Linked DNA regions of Homo sapiens: region 2 is linked to region 1. A link is a contact called in ENCODE Hi-C or POLR2A ChIA-PET data. All regions are on one chromosome and are shown on one strand. Each heading gives the region's core, a stretch centred on a gene start or an enhancer-like site at or near the end of the contact. The rest is flanking DNA. Distances are from core to core; before and after follow the strand shown. Region 1 has its middle 77 kb from the start of HSD17B6. Region 2 overlaps MYO1A (myosin IA).

The links. A loop is a pair of places that touch in the nucleus more often than their neighbours do. ChIA-PET counts read pairs that join two places held with the same protein, here RNA polymerase II (POLR2A). Pooled maps may share reads with other maps.
Region 2: a loop to region 1 is called in a pooled map, with 2.1 times the contacts of the local background. The contact joins two enhancer-like sites. A Hi-C loop is called at or near these places in 1 of 50 pooled maps. POLR2A ChIA-PET finds 5 or more read pairs at or near these places in 2 of 52 experiments (H1 and common myeloid progenitor, CD34-positive).

What each region holds. Positions count from the first base shown.
Region 1 is chr12:56,837,165-56,842,602 of GRCh38, forward strand. No RefSeq gene overlaps it. Among named protein-coding and RNA genes, the nearest start is that of HSD17B6, 77 kb to the left of the region's middle. Within about 2 kb of position 2,892, at least 7 of the 41 ENCODE cell types and tissues checked have a DNase peak (open chromatin) inside an H3K27ac peak, as active enhancers do.
Region 2 is chr12:57,028,084-57,033,521 of GRCh38, forward strand. MYO1A (myosin IA) reads right to left here. Exons shown (of 28, transcript NM_005379.4): 23 at 2,957-3,091; 24 at 2,127-2,233; 25 at 1,657-1,789; 26 at 1,352-1,504; 27 at 1,049-1,176; 28 at 434-798. The coding sequence ends at 672. Among named protein-coding and RNA genes, the nearest start is that of TAC3, 14 kb to the left of the region's middle. RefSeq lists enhancers at 1,355-2,192, 3,234-3,323, 3,384-3,563. Within about 2 kb of position 3,453, at least 2 of the 41 ENCODE cell types and tissues checked have a DNase peak (open chromatin) inside an H3K27ac peak, as active enhancers do.

The DNA.
Region 1 (5,438 bases), core at 1,642-4,141:
TCAAGCCAAAGAAGGAGAGGCATAGAGGTGTCTTACCACCAGGAAATGACATGAGTCACGTGGCACCAAAGTATGTTAGCAGCAGAGCATATCTGAGTCACGGCAACAACTTATGTTACTGGCAGTGAATCCATATGGGTCTGCAGCAACCTCAATTCTTGCCTCCTCAGAGGAAAGAATTTGACTGAGGGGCATAAGGCAGAGGGAGAGACTGAGGCAAGTCTTAGAGCAGGAGTGAAAGTTTATTACAAAGCTTTAGAGCACGAATGAAAGGAAGTAAAGTACGCTTGGAAGAGGGCCAATCATCGACCTGAGAGATCAAGCACATGGTTTGACTGGGGTTTTATATGTTGGCATACCTCTGGGATCTTGCTGTCCTTCTCTCCTGATTCTTCCCTTGGGATGGGCTCTCTGCATACACAGTGGACTGCTAGCACTTGGGAGAGGCCACATGTGCAGCGTGTTTGCTGGAGTTGTAGGCACGCTCATATGAGGTGTTTTTCCCTTACCAGTCCAGTGTTCCTAGAGGAAGGTTGTCTGCCATTTTGCCTCTTAGGGTGCATTCTTGAGCCTACTTGCCTAATCCTGAGATCTTATTGGGAAGCTGCTAATTACTAGGTTTGGGTGTTTCTATCTATTGGGAGGTTGCTTTCGCTGGTGCTGGCTGTGACCAATTATTTTTTAGAGACAATGCAACAACTGCCTGACCATCACCTGATTATTGCCTGACATTCCTGGTGGTGGGGGCTGAGAGTGGCCCTCTCCTGCCCTGCTCACCTCTGACTAGCTACCTACTGTAACAGAATCATCATGGAGGTGTTCAAGGAGGGAATTGCCTTTAAAAAGAGGGTTAGGTTCAGAGAGGAGGAAAAAGTTGGGCAAGGTGAACCTAGGAAGCTGCCAGTACCAGCAAGTTGGGATTTAGGTCCTCAAGGTGTAATGGGATTATTTCTGAAAACAAGGAGGGTTATGACTTTGTGAAACTCTTCAATCTTTAGTCAGTTAGTCAGATTTATATCTGAGATAGCAGAGGTCCTTTTTCGTCTGAGTTTTATTCCTATAAAAGGGAGAGGAAGAGGAGAGAAATAAAGAAGCATTTCTAGCATGGCCACTTTACTGTAGGCTCTGTGTCTAGGAAATTTTCAAGGATCCACAAAATTTCTTTTGGTTCTCAAACATTATTTTCTCCAGATTATAAGGACAATAGCAAAATAAAAAACACTGATTTGAGTGTAATTAGAATATATCAACCTCATTAGTTGATTAAATTTGTTCCTAAACATTATGGCATTTAAAAATAAATTATAGATTAGTTATCATTACCTGAAACAAATTCCTGATCCTGCAAGATGAAAAGTGATAAGTAATTATGTTAAAACAAATTAATGGTAGCCAAGTAATTTTCAGTGAACTAGTGATAGCCACATTTTAAAAAGATTTTGTTTTTGTTTATTAAAAACTATCACACAGTTTTATTTATGAGGCATTAGAATCTTCAGCTGTTTGAGCATGCCAGGGGGGTAATCCACGTGGGTAGAAAGCTAGCCAGGCGGGAGCAAAGACAGAAGGGATTCCATTTTCCCGGCCTTTTTTTGGCCTTAGTTTGTTGCCAAGTAAATCAGAAACCTAAGAAAAACAGATTAAGCGGTTTCCTTGTGAGTTTTAACCACAAATCTATGCTGCTGTCAAGAGCTGTAAGAAGGCTTTGCTTGCTCAAATCTCAAAAGGAAGACATTTTACTTTCCTCAAACAGAAATAGTCCCAGGGCTAAAATATTCACTTCCTTTGGTCATGCCTGGACCCAAGGCCCCGGGGACGGGAGGACTCCAGGGTCAGGGAGAGAATATTAATTCCCTATTTCCTTTCAAAATTTGGAGCAGAAGGGATATGTGCAGGAGGGAAATGCAAGATAACTACAGATTGAATTCTAAAGAAGGCAAGTCCTTGTGCTGCTCACCAACCTCCCTCTCCTGCACTCACCCCTCTCAATGCCCTGCCCTGATCCTTGAGAAAGTAAATATTAATTTGAACAGAGAAAGTATCTTTCTGGCTGGCCAAAGGGTTTTTTGAAGGACATGCTGCAACTGTAAAGTGTCTTAACGACCTCTTTCTTTGAGTGACTATAGACTTTTTACTCACTGAGAAATCTTGTTCTGTAAAAGCAAAGACTATCAAACACTTCAGTGTTTAAAATTCTATTGTAAGAGGCCAGGTATGGTGACTCACATCTATAATCCCAGCACTTTGGGAGGCCAAGGTGGGAGGATGGCTTGAGGCAAGAAGTTTGAGACCAGTTTGGGGAATAAAGCAAAACCTCATGTCTAAAAAAATTATATCATAAAAATGAATATCCCACCCTTGCCTGAGTCACTTTGACACAGAAGCAGCCTCATTATATAACCCAGGTGCAGAACTTTAGATAGGGGTTGCTGGAAACATTTCACATCTAAACTGTGCTTTCTAATGAAACAAGACCTTGGGACCATTTTGTAATCCAGACCTGGAGTTGATCTCTTTTCACAGAGCCCTGCTTTGCTTGGAGTCTATCAAGAAATTGCTTCATCTCCATATCCTATAATAATTCTCTTTTCCTTTGATCAGACAACCCATGAGTCCCCTGGTATGCAGTCTTCCTCATGGCAATAGGACAAAAGACCTGACTTTGTTGGACCTTAAGTTTATTCCTGGTGCCTCAGGCTGATTAGGAGACCTTTTGGCTTCAGCCTCTCCCTGTGGGGTTTTCTGTCCCTCACCCCTCAGAGGACTTGTGTAGGATGCCAGCTGGCCCTGAGGCCTGTGCCACATTGATGCAAGGATGAGAGTCAAGATCTGCCATGATAAGTCAAGGGAATGTGTAAAATGGCATGTTGGAACTCAGCTGCAGCTGGTCCTGCTGTCCTGCTCGGTGTACCCCCCAGCCACCAGAGGGCCCCAAATGGCCTGCTTTGGAGTTTCTCCAGCAATCATTGAAATTTGGCTCTTGTCTTACAGTCTTTGGTTAGGCTCACAAAGTTTCTGCCAATTCCCTGGGCTGCTTCAAAAACTCTAGCTTACAACTGATGGTAGGAAAACAACACCTAGAAAAACACAGACCATGCCTTAGTGATCAGAATATAGATGTGATTTGATTGCCTCATACTAAGACTCAGCTAGGGGTACTTTTTGAATAATAAAACTTATTAAGAATCCCCCTCGATTAATCAGGTCTTTCTCATCTTATGATTAAGTAAGCTTGGAAAACACTGATTTACACAAGTGATCCACCCTCAGTAAGGCAAAATAAAATGTAGACAGTGTAATTACCTCCTGCTTTAAAGGATGCAGCTAAGAATCCTTTTGTGAAGTAAGTTTCTCCAAATAAGAGTGAAAAAGAATAAGCACCTCTTATTTACTAAGTTAGCATTTTCATGCCCTGGATTTTTGAGGGCCACTGTTCTTGCAGTTTGCTTTCTATACCAGTTTCTATACCTTTATTATCTATACCTCCCTATCTTTCATTCATTCCCTCCTTCTACCCAGATATATACACGTACCACACAACCTGAATATTTCAGAGCAATCTTGATTCCAAGCATTCATTCACTGTTCTCATAAAAATGCTTGTATTTGTCAGTCCTAAGAACAGTCATCATTCATAATGTATCTGTCAGCAATGAAAACACATCCCCAGTATATGCCTAAGCTAACCCCTAATATTTTGTACCTGGAACATTATCTGGCTAACCAGAGACATTGAGGACAAAGCAATTTGTCTGAAGGACAGACTCCCCCACTGCCCCCGCCATCCATCCCCTGCACTGTACTCTGTCCCCCATGCATCCTTCACTCCCTGGGTGGCTGCAGCGATATTCTCTGTCTTGGTGATGTCCAGGGTCACCGTCTCCAGCCTGTCTGAAGTCTGGCCCCTCAGCTGCTCTGCCTCCTTCTCCATCAGACACATAGCCAGCACCCTCAAGCTTTGCGTATCCAGCTGTCTTGCCAGCAGATTCCCGAAGCCCGAGTCACAGCCCATGATGAAGCAGTTATCTCAAGGGAGGCTCACCACCTGTCTCTCCCACTACCAGCGCAGAAGGTAGTACAGGCCCACGAGGGCTATCAGGGAGAGTCCCATGGCAGGGGTCTCTCCTTCACCTTGGGAAAGAAAGAAAATCTTCTAAACCTTAAAAAGTATGTTCTCTGACCACAATGGAATTAAATTAGGAATAAATAACAGAAAAGTATCCAAAAAATCTCCCAGTAGTTGGAAAATTACAAAATATTTGGCTAAATGATACATGCATGGATTAAAAAAGAAATACAAAGAAAAATTAGAATATATTTCAACTGAGTGAAAATGAAAATGTGGTACATTAAAGTTTGTGGAGTGGGGCTAAGCTGTGCTTAGAGAGAAATTTATAACACTAAATGCCTATATTAGAAAAGAAGAAAGGTTTCTTTTTTTAACATTTATTTTAAGATCGGGGTACACGTGAAGGATTGTTACATAGGTAAACGTGTATCATGGGGTTTGTTGTGTAGATTATTTCATCACCCAGGTATTAAGGCTAGTACCCATTAGTTATTTTTCTTGATCCTCTCCCTATCCCCACCCTCAACCCTCTGATAGACCCCAGTGTTCATTGTTCCCCTCTATATATCCATGTGTTCTCATCATTTAGCTTCCACTTATAAATGAGAACATGTAGTATTTGGTTTTCTGTTCCTGCATTAGTCTGCTAAGGATAATGACCTCCAATTCCATCCATGTCCCTGCAAAGGACGTGATTTCATTCTTTTGAATGGCTACATAGTATTCCATTGTGTTTATGTACCACATTCTTTATCCAGTCTATCATTGATGGGCATTTAGGTTGATTCCATCTCTTTGCTATTGTGAATAGTGCTGGAATGAACATATGCATGTATGTGTCTTTATGATAGAGTAACTTACATTCCTTTGGGTATATACCCAGTAATGGGATTTCTGGGTTGAATGGTAGTTCTGTCTTTAGGTCTTTAAGGAATTGCCACACTGTTTTCTGTAACGGTTGAACTAATTTACACTCCCAACAGTGTATAGGTGTTTTTCTCTACAACCTTCCCAGCATCTGTTATTTTTCGACTTTTTAATACCAGCCATTCAGACTGGTGTGAAATGGTATCTCATTGTGGTTTTGATTTGCATTTCTCTAATGATCAGTGATGTCGAGCTTTTTTTTCCATATGCTTTTTGGCCACATGTTATGTCTTCTTTTGAAAAGTGTCTTTTCATGTCCTTTGTCCACTTTTTAATGTTTTTTTTCCCTTGTAAATTGGTTTAAGTTTCTTATAGGTGCTAGATATTAGATCTTTGCCAGACGCATAGTTTGCAAAACTTTTCTCCCATTCTGTAGGTTGTCTGTTTACTCTGTTGATATTTTTTTTTCTTACTTTCTTTCTTTTTCTTTTCTTTCTCTCTT
Region 2 (5,438 bases), core at 2,203-4,702, 190 kb after region 1:
TGTGGGAGTAGAAGGGGTGATGGCGTTCCCAAGTACAGGAGACCCTGCATTCCCCAGCACCCCAGCATACATAAGCCCTCCAGCCTTGGGCTGCTTTTCAGGCTAAATCGCCAAAGGACCCCAGTTTCTGCCAAGACAGGGATGCTCACTTCTTTCCTCCAGGGACACACTTAATGAATCAGTCCACTGGCCACCTGCGACCTGAGCCCCATCCTTAACTCCCCCCGCAGCCCCTCCACCCACCGCAGTCTCTCTAAACACCCCCCCAGAGCTCAGCCGGTCAAGGAGCCCGGAGACAATTTTCCTTCTTTTCCTTTCTTATTACCTCACTAGCTGGCTCCAAGGAGCTTGAGGAGGAAAAAGGGCATGGGGGCAGGGGTCTAAGTACACCTGGGTGAAAAGATAGGGGGAACAAGGACCCACCCACCCTGACTGAACCTTTCCAAGCCACATGTTTTATTAGTGTGCAGAGAGGCTGCGGGTTGGAGGAAGCTACTTTTGGAGGAGAGAACAAGAAGGGTTTGGGACAAGGGTCCTCTTCAAGGGTAGTTTAATCCCCAAGCCATGCGCCACGATCAGAGGGGTTAGAGATCCTCCCACACAGGAGGGCAGAGGGGGATTAGTGCTGGTTCAGGAGGAAGCAACTGCCATCTCTGCATGGTGCCCCCTCCTCACTGCACAGTCACCTCCAAGCAATGACTCCCCTTTTTTTTGTAGCGTAGCTTGCTGTTGTCACCACCTGCAGGGCCCTGGACGACCTTGACAGCCACACTGTTCTCCTTGAACCTCACTGAGAACCTGGAGAGGGAACAGAAAACCAAGTCTAGTGCCCATCCCCTCACCCCGACTCCCGCATTTCCATGATGGCCCCCCCATCATGCGAGTCAGAGGACTTGAGGCCCCAGAGAACCTGGGTGGGGGCCTGAGAAACACCTCCAAGCCCCGGCCTGCACTGCCCTACATGCTTCGCTTTCTGATCCTGGTCACGATGACCATCAGCCTGGCCATCTACCGTAAGCCGCCCCTCACCCCCAGTTCATGGCCTCACTTCTCAGTCACGGTGACTGTAAGCTGCCTCTGCGTGGCATCCAGCACAGCCCGGTACATTTTGGTCAGCAGTTCAATCACATGCTCGCTGACCAGCAGGAAGTCCCCCTTGGAGCCCACCGATGACATCTTAGGAAGAGGGAAAAATAGCAGGAAAGGGATTCATTTTTTCTCTTCAGGAGCACCTGAGGGACATCAAAGGCCCAGAGCGAAAGGTCTGGTCCCCATCACCTCCAGCCTGCCCCAGCCCTGGGATGCATACCACCTTCTCCAGTCCAAGGCTTGCCCCACCCAGCTCTGATACCTCACTCAGATGCAAGCTAAAGAGCCCATCCTTGAGGCTGGTGACTGACACCCCAGCCACATTGTCTAGCCCAATGACAATTTTGGCCTGGGACTTCTTGGTGTCTGTGAGAATCACATGGCCCTTGGTCAGGAGGAGAATCCGAGAAGAAGTCTAGGGACGGAACAGGCAAGGGTGAGGAAAGGCAGGATTAATTGCCCCCACTCCACCTGGCAGGGCGCAAACACAGCCTGCCATCTGCTCTCCAGATGCCAGCCCACAGCTCTGCACTAGCTGCGGGAGGAGTTCAGCCTGCAGGCCCTTACCTTGCCATTGCCACGATTGACCTTCTTCACGGCCTCTGCCATCAGAACAGGCCCCTCCTCCCCGCCTTTCAGCTTCTGCAGCTTGGGGTTCCCTTGCAGCCCAATGTAGTCACCACAGAATGGAATGGGGACACTGAGAACACATGGGAGGTGTGCAGCGCGACAAGGCCCAGAGGCCTCTTCCCCACCCCCAGAGTTCCCATCCTAGTCCTCCCGGGCCCTTCCCCCACATCCACGTATCCTCTGTCAGTGTCCACAGAGCACAGTCCAGGACCAAGACATCAGCACCACCTGGGGAGTTGTTAGAAAGGCAAATTTTGGTCCTCACCCCAAGACCTGCTGGATCAGAGACTCTGAGGAGGGACACAGCACCTGGGGGTGACAATCCTGCCAGGTGATTCTAAGGCACGCTCAAGTTTGAGAACTGCTGCGTGATGGAACTGGCTGTGCAGGGTCTGGGAGGCCCTCACCTCTGGGGATATGAAGCCTTCTTGCCCTTGAACAGTTCACTGGCACAGAGCTTTTCCCTCAGGATCTCTACCTGCTTCGGGGACAGCTGATCCCGGAACCTCTTGCACTGTGAGGAAGGAGGGACAGGAGCTAAAATCATAGAGTGGGAGGGCAGGGCTGGGGAGGGAGGTGAGAAATATTGACTAGAAGACACTAGGAGAGGAGAGAGACTGAGGAAAAAGGACAGGCACTAGACACCTCAGGGAGAGGCCGGGGCTGGAGGACCATTGAGGAGGAGTGCGAGAACTGAGGGAGGCTAGGGGAGGGAATGGACACCATCAAATAAAAGCACCAGGAGGGCTCTATGCTCAGCTCTCAGGGCAAGGCTTAGTCCCAGACAGGTGCTCAATAAGCATTTCCTGAATAAAAGAACAAATTACTTTATGCTAAGTGAAATAAGCCAGACACAAAAGGACAAATATGATTCCCACTTATATGAGGCACTTGGAAAAGTGAAATTCATAGAAACAGAAAGTAGATTATAAGATATCAGGGGCTAGGGGAATGGGAGAATAGGGGGTTATTGCTTAATGGGTACAGAGTTTCAGTTTGGGGTGATGAAAAACGCATATGGAGATGGATGGCAGTGATGGCTGCAGAACAACATGAATGTCGCTCATGCCACTGAACTATACACTTAAACACCGTTAAAATGGTAGATTGTATGTTATGTATATTTTACCACAATTTTTTTAATGGGAAAAAAATAGAAGAGGGAGGCAAAAGAGGAAAATCAGGGGGAGGGAAAAAAAAGACGAAATGAGAGGAGGGGTGCCTGGGCTCCACTTGCCTTCCACTGGTAGAAGAGCTGCTGCAGCTCCTGATTTGCTGTGCTGAGGCACTTGTAGGGGGCGGCTGGCCATGTCTTGTCTAAGACGTTTGTGGATGGCAAATTGTTCTTCAGCCCCAGTAGGAATTTCTGTACCTAGTTTGGGACCAGGGGGATTGGGAGTGGAGTGATAAGAAACACTTCCTGACAGGCAAACTGGCACCCAGATCCTGCCACTTCAAAGGAGGAAGTTAACCCACAGTGAGAAGCAAGGGGTGGAGCTGAAGAGATGGAAGGGAGTCACCTCTTGGATCTTTTTCAGCAAGAGGTGCAGGCTTGAGGCCGGGAGGTAAGAGCATGAATAGGAGACTGGAGGGAGAGAACGATTAGTTCCAACCAAAGACCTGCTACCCAGGGCAGTGAGGTAAGAGGAACCAATATGAAAGCTGGTCTCAAAGTTTTGCTCCTGTAGCTTTCTATTCCTTCTGTTCACAATTGCCTACAGGTGGCAGCCACTGTCTGTGTCAGCTGTTGGCTAGGTACCAAATTTCCCCTCCTCTCAAATCAGTCAAGTCCAAACATGTCAGCCTCCATTCAAAGGAAGAAGGAGCAAATAAAGGAGCAAAGGAGAAAGAGCAAATGAATTCAGGGAGACAATGAAGAGGCCCAGAGCTTCAGAGCCCCCATTCCTCTCTTAAGCTGAGGGATCCAGACCCTCGAACAACAAAGAGAGGCTGTAAGCAAATGTGTCTCATGTCTGAATGAGCAATAGTCAGGGTCCTAACCACGGTCAAAAATCCAATCAGCGGAGGTCAGTTACAATTTGCTCCAGCCTCTGTCCAAGATCCCATGCTCTTCCTCCTTCTCTCTGGCCTTTCCCAGGGTTTCACTGGAAGTGCTTTTCTCTCCTGGGTTTCCTCCCTGACACTTAAGAGCCCAGCCTCATGTCGCAGGACCCCTGCATTCCCTGGGCACACCACCCGGACAGGACTCTTTCCCATGCCCCTACCCAGCCCATGCATGATCACTGTGTGCCTTAGCTCTCGATGCTCTCTTGACTCAACTCTGCCAACCTGGGAGATCAGCTCAAAGCCCTCCCTGATTCCCCAAGCCCCGGATTGCCTCTCCTTTCTTTGAAGCCCCATAGCAATTTGCCTACACTCGTCTTTGTACTACAGTTATTTGCATGGAAAACAGCTCCCTTTTCTAGACACTGAGTCCTTATAAGGCAGGATCCCAGGTCTCACATTTTTTTTCACTAGTCAACATTTATTGAGTGTCTACTTAGTGCCTGGAACTGTTCTAGGTACTGGGACATAACAGTGAACAAAGTCTTCATTTTCACTGGACTTACATTCTACTGTAGGGTGGAGAAGGGGACCAACTACACAAGCAAATAAATATATAGTGTGATGTCAGATAATGGCATCTGCTGTGATGCAAAGAAGTAGACCCTGAGGCAGGAATGAGTGGCAGCATATTCCAGAGACATTAAAAAGCCAGGGTGAGCAAAAATTAGCTGGGCATGGTGGCGCATGCCTGTAATCCCAGCTACTCTAGAGGTTGAGACAGGAGAATCGCTTGAACCCGGGAGGTGGAGGTTGCAGTGAGCCAAGATCGCACCACTGCACTCCAGCTTGGGTGACAGAGCAAGACTGTCTAAAAAAGAAGAAAAAAAAAGGGTGGCCAGAATCACTTGAGCAGGAAGAGAGAGGATCAGAGAGTAGGTCGGGGCAGATCATGATGGGCCTTGTAGGCTGTGGTAAGGAGTGAAATGGAACACCATTGGAGAATTTATACAGAAGAATAGCATAATATGATGTTTTAAAAATTCAATATAGCTTATTATTTTGAAAGTTTTTTTAACTTACAGAAAAGTTGAAAAAAGATACAATTAACATCTGTATACTGTATGTTCCTCATCTAAATGCACCAACTGATAATGTTAACACCTTGCACTATCTGTGTGCTCTGACACACACACATATGTGTGCATATAAATACATGCATATACACATTTACACAAATCCTTGCTACCCTACCATCCTAAAGTAGGTTATAGATATCATGACATTTTACCCTAAAATGTCAGCATGCCTCTCCCAAGAACTGGAACATTCTCTTACACAATCATAACTCCATCACCACACCTAAGAAAATCAACATCACTAATCCAACAGCGATCCACTCTCAGATTTCTCTACATGTCCTTTATAAACTTCTAAACATGTCCTTTGAAGCTTTATTTTTCCTTTTCCAGGATCCAATCAAGCTTCATCCATGGCAACTGACTCTTTAGTCTGCCCCAATCTAGAACAAGGATTCTTAAGTTTTTGTTTTTGCCTCTTTTTTTGAGACAGGGTTTTGCTCTGTCGCCCAGGCTGGAGTGCAGTGCCACCATCACAGCTCACTGCAGCCTTGCCCGCCTCCTGGGCTCAAGCGATCCTCCCACCTCAGCCTTCCAAGTAGCTGGGACTACAGGTATGAGCCACCACACCCACCT